2 separate regions of the Homo sapiens genome follow, and region 1 is linked to region 2. Evidence: chromatin contacts called from ENCODE Hi-C data. All regions are on one chromosome and are shown on one strand. The core of a region is the stretch at or near the end of the contact, and the rest is flanking DNA. Distances in the headings are between cores, read along the strand shown.

Region 1 (4,920 bases), core at 1,131-3,630, 1.0 Mb before region 2:
TGAAAAGTCTTGGTTATTATTAGAAATAAAGCAATGTTTATTTGGGGGAAAACCTAGAGAACAAAATTTCCCCTTTTAAAATGCTAGCTAGGCTATGGTCACAGATGGTCTCTGCTTACCACTGTAAGGTAAATGTGCAAAGCACACAGGGCTGCACGGAGGAGGCTGGACTGTGACCATAAACTGTTCAGATTTAGAGATCAAATATAACACCCACAAAGAGAAAATAAAAATAAATCAAAAAATGAGAGCAAGAGAAATGCTATACCAAGTAATATTTTCCTATTTCATGGAAAACGCTATTCATATGGCAAGAGGATAGGAGAGGGCAACAAAAGACTTTTCCCTTCCTTTTTAAGACACTAATAGGTATGCCGGGAATGCTAAGGGCCAATGGTTGTCACTGCTTTGTTCTCTGCACGTGAACCGCTTTAATGTATGCTGGCATCAGCTGAGTGTAGATCAGCTTTCCACATTAACTTTTTCCCTTTATATGTAGACCTTACAGTTTCATAACAATAAATAAAATTTGTAGTTACAATGCATTTGTCAATTCAGTTTAGGCACAAGGCAACTTCCACGGTGAGTGGAGAGATCGAGACAGTCTCTGATTGTGCAGAAGCGACACACTGCTTGCAACAAAAGATTTGTTGCAAACATCTCATGGGCTGATGTTCTATCTGATGAGCTTCCTATCTTCACTTCTGATGGAAGTGTTGACCAGTTGCTTTGATCGTAGGATTACATTTGAGTTTCTTGGTTCAAGTGTTTTGTTTTTTCTTCTCCCTCCTGTCAGGTTTGTGTCTTCAGATAATCTGAGTTGTCCAAGTCCTTATGAGGAGAGGTCACCTTCTATCTAGCCTACTGATAACTCTGGAACTGTGGCAGGGACAGCCAAGGGAGAGGACAATACCAGTTAGTACATAATTGTTAAAAATAAAACACCTTCCCCCTCCCACCAACAAAAAAATGCTGGTATTCCTCATCTATATCCAGGTCTGCACTAAATTTGTAGTCTGCTAAGTGACTTAATGAACTTTTTCCTTTTAAGGTATACTGAAATGGTTTTACTTGATGTGTATGGTAAGGTTTTTTGTTTGTTTCTTTTCAGACAGTGTCTTGCTCTATCACCCTCGCTGGAGCGCAGTGGCATGATCATGGCTCAACGCAGCCTTCAACTCCTGGGCTCAAGCAATCCTCCCACCTCAGTCTTTGAGTAGCTGGGACTACAGGTGTGCACCACCACACCCGGCTATATGGTAAGATTTTTAAAGGAGATCATGCGATTACAGAATCACAAACTATAGGCGTATAAAACAGCTGCCGCAATGATGCAAACCTTCATTTTAATAACACTCAAGTTGGCAATAACTGAGCTCTGAGGTGCTACTCATTCATTCCTCAGTAGTGAGACAATGGTAAAGCCCTCAATTTGCTGCTGCCTCCACTCAACCACAGTGTTAATAGTTTACATTTATTTCATCTAAACTGAGAGCACCTGAGGTCAGAGGCTACCTTGCATTCATTTTCATATTGGTCCCAGTTCCTGGTCCACAGTAGGTCCTCAACAAATGTTTGCTATTTATTAAGAATATTTTACTCTATTAGTACAAATTCTATACATACTTATGTTCCCAATATAATATATATAGCAGTAACTCTGAAATTTTCTACTTTAAATTTTTAATAAAATAGTTTTAGATAGAATCATAACTTTTACTTCCTTATTAAACAATAACCACAGTATTGTTTAGGTACACAGCAATGCTCTTAGGGACGGAAAACTAAGATATTCAAAGCTACTTGGCCTACATTACAGGATGGCAAATTTTTGTACGTTTATAACCAGTCATTCTGTGGTCATGTCTTAGCCATTTTGATTCTAGTAGCATTGTTCCTGCTGCCCTGTCTCTTGCTACTTTTAATCTGCTATCCAATTTATGAAACCAGATAACTATCTTTATGAAATTAGCAACCTTAACACATATTCTAAGATGACAAACACTAGCCTATACAATCTATGGAACAAAGTGCATTCACTACATGTCTCATATCTTGATGCCTTTTTAAACTTAAAAGAATTCTTGATCCTTTTTTGATAGGTGGGAATGCCCAAAGTTTAATTTTAACCTAAGTGGGAAAATTTCCACATTATAAAGAGATAAAGGTAGAGCTATGAGAGCAGTATGAAATAGAGAAGTAGTAAAAGCACAGGAAGTAAACAGAAGGAAACGAGATGAGAATAAGAAGACAAAGTTGAACGAGTAAGAGAGACTGAGAAGAAAACAAGAGGAAATGGGTAGAACTAACTAGAGCGAGACAAGAAAAATAAGACACAGGCTCCAAGAGAAGTGTTAGGGCAGAATGCCTAGTGCTCTTTTTCACAGCTTGGTGGTTATCTGGGACCTGAGCATAAGTTACCTCTCCCATCACTCTTCTTTGAAATAATCTATCAGTTTAGAAAGTCTCTTTTGCACTGAGAAATAGTGGCATGGTTTTATTTTAAAACTTCAAAGTTAATTTTTTGGCCGGGCTCAGCGGCTCACGCCTGTAACGCCAGCACTTGGGGAAGCCGAGGTGGTCGGATCGCTTGAGGTCAGGAGTTTGAGACCAGGCTGGGCAGCCTGGCGAAACGCTGTCTCTACTAAAAATACAAAAAAATTAGCTGGGCGTGGTGGTGTATGTCTGTAATCCCAGCTACTCAGGAGGCTGAGGTGGAAGAATTGCTCAAACCCAGGAGGCGGGAGTTGGAGTGAGCCGAGATGATCACACCATTGCACTCCAGCTCAGGCGACAGAGTCAAACTCCATCTCAAAACAAACAAACAAACAACAACAACAACAAAAAAATCCCAGAACAAACAAAAAAACTTCAAAGTTTATTTTTGAAGCAAAAATACTTACTGTTTCATAGTAGTCTATATTTTCTACAGAGTATGAAACAATGATCTAGGTTTTAGAGGATCTGTAAACTAGCTCTTGCCTAAAGTCCCTGACATGTACAATCTGTTAGATTGCTGGATACTTTTTGTGGGGGAGGTAGTTTGAGGTTTTCTCCAGTGTGCTAATGTTACAGTTATAACTGACTTACGAAATAACTGCCTTAACTCTTCTTTTCTTTTACCCTAAATGAAATCTTCTTTGTGGTCTGGTTTGACCCTATATGTAGTCTCATTTGACCCTATATGTAGTCTCATTTGACCCTATATATGTAGTGGCGGTAGGAACTAAAACCCTCAGGAAAAGGTGAGTTACTAATATTTGTAGTTTATCTATCAAACAATCTATCAAATTCCAGACTTTCAGTTCAAAATGAGACAGCCACGAAACTGACCAAATGAAACTGCACTTGATATTTTTTTCTGTTCCACACCCCGCACTCATCTGCCTTTACTTACTACCTTTAATCTGTTGATAAAATTGGGAAAAAAACTACATACTGCTGAAAGCAGATTATAAAAATGAAGTTACCAGCTGGGCGAGGTGGCTCATGCCTGTAATCCTAGCACTTTGGGAGGCTGAGGCGGGTGGATCACCTGAGGTTAGGAGTTCGAGACCAGCCTGGCCAACATCGTGAAATCCCATCTCTACTAAAAATACAAAAATTAGCCGGGCATGGTGGTGCACACCTGTAATCCCAGCTAGTCTACTCGGGAGGCTGAGGCAGGAGAATTGCTGGAACCTGGGAAGCAGAGACTGCAGTTAGCTGAGATCGTGCCACTGCACTCCAGCCTGGGCAACAGAGCGAGACTCTGTCTTGAGGAAAAAAAAAAAAAATCACAAGGAACTGAATTATGTTTAGTCCATGAAAAGGAAGATATAAAGAACAGTCTTTGAACAAGTAAAATTCCACCAGAGAGAAGGGCATTCTGGCTCTAACATATATAATAACTTCCCATTCATTAATAGATTCTAGAGGGTGTTAACTGATGTGCTTGCAAGTGGGGAAGAAGCATCATATCATAAACTTGCATTATTGATCCAAATACAAGTGATAACTTTTTCATGTATAAAGGCTTCATGACAAAAAGCTAGATAATTGGCAGAAAACTGGTTGATGATATAGTCAGCATTTCTGAATAAAGAAATGAAGAACATGAGTGGTAACAAGAGCGTTTTCTGACGGTTGAGTCATTGTACTATTTCTTCTTGGATCAGGAAGATACTCATGTAAGAGAGTACACATGATGACTCCGAACAGAAGAACCAAAGTCACAAGATACTGCCACACTTTGAAGAAAATGGCAATTTGCTATAAAATGACACTGGCTCTCTAAGTCTGATAATGTAACAGAAAGACAAACTGTTATATTTCAAATTACATGTGACCTTTACAATGGCCACTGCTCACTAGAGAATTCTGTTCAAAGATTCTAACCCAGTTTAAGATGAATCTTAAGGTTATTTCCTTGCTGTTTCTTTTCAAACCCGTACTTACCTGGCTGATGTTTACATATGACCCATAGGGTTGGTAGTTTCACTAAGCCCAGGATGGGTTCCTGGCAGTGTGGTTGGCGGCTCTGCCGATACGGCAGAAACTTTTTCTTCTTCCCTTCTCTTAAGGCAGGCTGCTTTGGGGTTAAGGTTCCTCTCTAAAACAGGGGGAAAGAATTTTTATCACTATGGTTTTAAGTTATGAATTAGGTCTCAAGCTGAACAAATTGCTGTTGTTTTGTGTAACTTCATTCCCATACTAAGTACCATCACATAGAAGAAACAATGTGCTCACATAAAACCTCAGCATTGAACTGAGCCTCCAGATTTATACTTCTAAGTGACCATCTTGTGTTTTCTTCATTTTTTGCTTATGATTTAGTTTTCTAGGGTTTGATTTGATTTAAATCAAAATGCTACTCTTCACTCAAACATTTTGGCAAATGCTGTTGTTATTAGGCTACCAAGTCTCTTCAATGTCCTACTA
Region 2 (5,154 bases), core at 724-3,223:
GATTTTTCAGCGTAATTCCAGTTTCAGCATAGCTTGCAGGCTCTGGAATTAAACTTCCAGGACTCAAATTTTGGCTCCTGCATTTACTAATTGGGTAATTTTAAGAATGTTAATTAACCTAAGCTTCCATTTCATCTGTAACAGAGGGAGACTAATAATACCTACATTATACACTCTTGGGGAGGAATAACTATGATAATGTATGGAAAGTGCTAGTCTGGCACACAAAGTGTTCAACAAACATTAGCTATTTTTATCCTTCAAAGCTTCTGTCTAGTGCACACCATGTCTATCAATTAGGTCCACAAAAATACTGTCTTTACACACCCACATGAAGATATGTATGCAAAATGAATGTCGTAAACCACCTATAGTTTCCTAAAGTGGCTAAGCTAATAGAGACCTTAGAGTATGGAAAAGGGGGCTCATTTGTGTGATGCAACTCGTGCAATGGGTAGTTGGAGCACAGCGTAATCCAAGAGGCCCCGGGGGCGGGGGGGCGGCTTATTTTGCACACAGGTGTTCTTCCTCCCTGCACCCCCACCCTCAACCCTCACCACGTGCAAGCATTCAGTGTGAGTCTGGGCCTTAAGTCTGTGGGCCAGGAGAGAGGGCACAGTGGACAAAAGCAAGAGGGTTTCAGGCCAAGGCAGGGAACTGAGAACTCAAAGGCCAGGCAACCCAAGCCAATCAGATTCACCATCCACTAGGAGTCTAAAAGGTGGCAGAGCCCCACAGCCCAAAGTCCACACACAGCAGGAAAGTGGCCAGAGGATCTAACAGGTAGAAACCTGATAGACACTCTATCAGAAAAGTTAAAGCTGAAGGGCTCATAACACCCACGGGCCCAAAGAAAGGTCAGTGTGAGCTGAACAGCTGTTCCATTTGGTGCCAGAGGCCTTGGCTGTTGTATTCTACATCCACGCAGCCTCCCTGATCAGCCCCACCTAGAAAAGCCAATTCTTCTGCTCTTAAAGGAGACTGACTTATTTGTGGCAAAGCTATCATTTAGGTATGAATGGGAAGGGGGGGAATGGTGCGGAGTCTGCGGGGGGAGGGCGGGTGTTCAACGGGCTCCAAAGGAAGGAGCTCGTGGCTGACGCCTGAGCCTCCATGTTGTGAGTACTACATGCGTTTCTTTCAGAGGCAGGCAGTGGCCTTGGCTGCAGGGACCCTGACAAGCCGCGACTTGAGCTATGCTTTAGAGCCTGGGTGGAATTGGGAGCGGTATAAAGGAGGGAGGGCATTCCTGGAAAGGGGGTGGGGTGGGGTGGGGAGGTGGAGGGGAACAGCATGAGCAAAGGCACGAAGGAAGAATGAATCTGCTGCGCGTTGAGGATGGCATGGAGACTTCCCTGATTGGAGCCGGGAGTTCTTGCAGGGGGATGGAGGCCGCTATGATTGGATAGTTAAAGTGGGGCCAGATTTGGAGGGCTTTGAATGCCCGACCGAGGAGCACTCAACCCAGCTCCTGACTCGCGATTTCCGTTCAAGACCGAATTACCTAAAGGGTGGTTAATTCCAACGGGTGTTCTTCTTTGGGGGCTTCTGAAAAGTCAGTTTATCGTCTTACCTGCTTCAGTTCTCTTCATTTACTCAGGGAGGAAGTAATCCTCACATGCATGTGCAGGGGAAGGGGGATAATGTTGATTTCTCTTTACTTGCTTTGAAGATGCCTCCCCCGCCCAAATCCCATTTCCACGCCAAATATTATTAAATTTGGTTTCTCCTCCTCCTCCTCACGCAAGTTCTCTTTCTCTCGCCAGCACCTCCCCCACGTTTTCCTGCTCTCCACCAGCCGGGCCGGACTCCTCCCGGCCCCCAGCGGCGCGCTTCCCTGGCCCGCTGGCCCGCGCCGCCCTCCGCGCCGTGCGCCCCCATCCCGGCCCGTCGCGCCCGCGGCCCGCACACCCTGGTCCACGCCCCCCGGCGGAGCGGTAGGTGTTGTGCGGTCTGCGCCGGGCCGCAGTGCGGCTGCGCGCACTGGGCTGCCTCCGGGGCTGGCAGGGCAGCGGCGGCCGCGGCGGCGGCGGGGCCGGGAGCGAGCGGCGGCGGCGGCGGCGGCGTGGGGAGTGGCGTGGAGCGGTGCCTGGGGCTGCAGCAGCACGGGGACCCGGCAGTAGAAAGCCCCGGGGACAAGGAAGGAAGGCTTGGCCGCCAAATCCCTGAGCAACCGTTCTTCTTGGATTTTGGGGGGAGCCTGCCCCCCCCACTTCGTCTTCAAACGCCCCCATCTCACCCCCCCACAGCCCCGGCCGCTGACGGGAGGAGGCGGCGGCGCCAGCGGGGGGCTGAGGGGCGCCGCCATGCCTCTCCCGCGGTGAAGCGCCCCGGCCGTGAGGAGCCGCTGGTCTCCCCGGTGATGTTCCCCAGGCGGCAGGCGAAAGCGACTCACTCGAGCCCTGGGGTAAAGGCCTAGCTTATCCAGCTTCCTTCCTCCTCCTCCTCCTCTTCCCCTCCCCCTCCCCCTCCTCCTCTCCCCCCTTCGTCCTCCCCTCCCGGTCTCTTCCCTCACCCTTCCCCGCGCCCCCATCTTTCCCTCCCTCCCTCCCACCCCTCTGCAGCGATGGCAGAGGAACAACAACAGCCGCCACCACAGCAGCCTGATGCCCATCAGCAGCTTCCCCCCAGCGCCCCCAACTCGGGGGTGGCCCTGCCAGCCCTTGTGCCCGGGCTGCCAGGGACAGAGGCCAGCGCGCTGCAACACAAGATCAAGAACTCCATCTGGTAAGAGGATCCTCCATCGCTCGCGTGAAAAAGCCCAGGCACATTTCTGCTGCAAAGTGGGTGGGGGGCGGCGGGCGGGGGGAGCGGAGGAGGAGGCTGATGCATTCATTGAATGTGGCTTTCCCCAGTCGGGTGCACATTTGTAGGATCTCTGGAGGTGTGCGGACTTTGCATCAATCAGCCCCTGTCTTCTTAGCTAAAAAATGCTTTTACCCCTTCCTCAATTGTGAGTGCAGATAAACAAGTTTTTTGGTTTTATTTTTTCACTCATTGTAACAGAAATATGGGTCGAAATTAAGTCATATTGCATGATGGTGGCATGAATTTGGAACTGGAGAATGTGAAATGTGTTTACTCCTTTTTGCAGCCATAGAAGGAGGAAGAAGTGTATTGTGAATTTTCACCAAACAGATACTGTGCGTAAGAATATTAATATGCAGCACAAAACCTAATGTGTCTCTTCCTTTCAGTTGGGTTAGCTGCTATTTCTGAATGTTTTTGCCTCCCTTATCCTAATATTAAATTTCTTTTTCAGGGAGTTTATTCTTTGCATTGATTGTGAAGAAAGTGCTTTTTTAGTATAAAATATTTTAAGATGGTAGTTTACAACAAAGTGGTTTTTTTTTAAATTAAAATATAGGGAATCAAATGTCTTGCCATTTGTATGTCTTTTTAAAAGAAACCATTGATGGAATATCTTTCGCTATTTTACTTTCTTGTATGAAAATTTCCAATATTTCAGCATTAAACTCCTAAAGTCTAGTGGGAATCTTTTAATAATTAAATACACTAAGTCCATCCACTGTTAGAGCCATTGCAATATTCTTTGAACATGAACTTGCATTGTTTTGTAGGATGCTTCATTAACTGCCTTTTTTAAGTGTAGCAATATTTTTTAAATGGAAAGTAATATTTGGAATTTGGTCTAAGATTGCTTTTAATAGAAGTTTAAAAAGAATTTTATATGGTATTTTAAAAAGCCTTGATTTTGAAAATGGAAATGAAATCTTTGCAGGGCCATCATTGAATATGAGTACTAAAATATCAAAACTCATTTTCTCATTTTGAAAACATATCGTAAAGCAACTGGCGTTGCATGAACAGTATTTGCACATTTTTAAAGTGACAATTTTTAAATACAAGATTTAGGTTAGTTATATAGTAATTTTCATTATTTTCTTGGCATGCATCCATGCCGTCATGATGCTGATATGAAGTAGGTCAGTGCAGGCTTTAATAGTTTCATCAACAGTAGTTGGCAGTTGAGTATCTTGCTTTCAGTTTTAATTTTAAAATGAAGTTTAAATATTTTAAAGGAGAATTTTTTTGGCTTTGACAATAGTCATGTTGTGGCAACTTGAATAGGTCTGATAGATATGATTGGGGTGTGTGTGTGTGTGTGTGACAGAAAGCAGGCTTTATTCTTCAATGGATACCCTCACCCCCTTTTTAAAGCTATAATTTAAAAGAAGAGATGGTGAATATCTTGCTTGCCATCAAGGTTTTCACAAAACCAGTGTGTATGTGTGTGTGTTTTTAACCTCTAGTAACGTGACGTAACTTTGTGTTTCTGAAATCATCATTAAATTGAATTAAGCACCTTGGTTTTACATTCAGATGTGGGAAATCCAAGTTAATGGACTAAAATCTTTTAAGAGAGACAAATTTTAAAAGTTGAATGAGTAATGTATATTTTAATTGATTATGAGAACAAGAGGGGAAAGGAATCTTCACTTTATAGTTTTAAAATAAGTGAGTTGTGGAGGCAACTGACTGAAATGTTTGAATAATGATGATAGTCGAGTGCACTTTTTGGCAAATAATGTGTAAATTTAATTTTTTTTTATATTGGCACATCCATTACAGCCTAACTGCTCTGACTTTAACATGAGAAAAACTTCTGAAGTAGAGTGCACTCCAGTTTTTGGTACTTGCTCTGAAAAAATAATGGGCAGCAAACACGTGAATCCCAAAATATGAAAATTTATATTTTTGTTTTAAAATTGTAATGATACACTTATTGGCATCTAATGATCAACTTTAGAAATCCTATTTGCAAAAATGATTTTTATATACTTAAAATTTCGGAATAAACAACATTTGTAGATAATAAACAAAATTAGTAAATATACTTAATAGTGTCATACCCCCTGCTCCACAAGAATGGATTTATATTATTCATCAAGTGACTATGTAAAATAAAGATATCAAAAGTGAAAACTCCTTTACTACCATATATTCCTAAGAAATAGTATATATGTATTAAATCATTTTTAATAGATGATTGCAGTTAGATATTTCACATTTTTGAGACAATAATATTATTTTACAAATTATTTTATCACCTGATAATATTCTGAGAGACTATCAGTTTTGTACTACTTCCTGAATCATCCTTTGGTGCCATTATTAATGAGAGTTTAAAAT

Evidence for each region. Hi-C counts contacts between places; a loop is a spot of excess contacts on that map. Pooled maps may share reads with other maps.
Region 1: a loop to region 2 is called in a pooled map, with 3 times the contacts of the local background. The contact joins the enhancer-like site here to the promoter of RFX7 in region 2. A Hi-C loop is called at or near these places in 2 of 37 single-sample maps with no recorded cell type and 3 of 50 pooled maps.

Annotation. Positions count from the first base shown.
Region 1 is chr15:57,282,116-57,287,035 of GRCh38, reverse strand. It overlaps TCF12 (transcription factor 12), which reads right to left. Exons shown (of 21, transcript NM_207037.2): 20 at 4,438-4,591; 21 at 1-879. The coding sequence ends at 4,449. Among named protein-coding and RNA genes, the nearest start is that of SNORD13D, 5.9 kb to the right of the region's middle. RefSeq lists an enhancer at 2,198-2,257. Within about 2 kb of position 2,380, at least 2 of the 41 ENCODE cell types and tissues checked have a DNase peak (open chromatin) inside an H3K27ac peak, as active enhancers do.
Region 2 is chr15:56,240,698-56,245,851 of GRCh38, reverse strand. It overlaps RFX7 (regulatory factor X7), which reads left to right and starts at 1,973. Exons shown (of 10, transcript NM_022841.7): 1 at 1,973-2,407; 2 at 2,565-2,727. The coding sequence starts at 2,567. LOC124903569 (laforin-like) reads left to right here and starts at 1,034. Exons shown (of 3, transcript XM_047433428.1): 1 at 1,034-1,118; 2 at 1,673-1,869; 3 at 1,970-2,501. The coding sequence starts at 1,034. The coding sequence ends at 2,419. It also overlaps a transcript of TEX9 not described here. RefSeq lists enhancers at 64-709, 948-997, 710-1,355, 1,356-2,001 and silencers at 1,248-1,297, 1,788-2,077, 2,228-2,287, 2,378-2,447.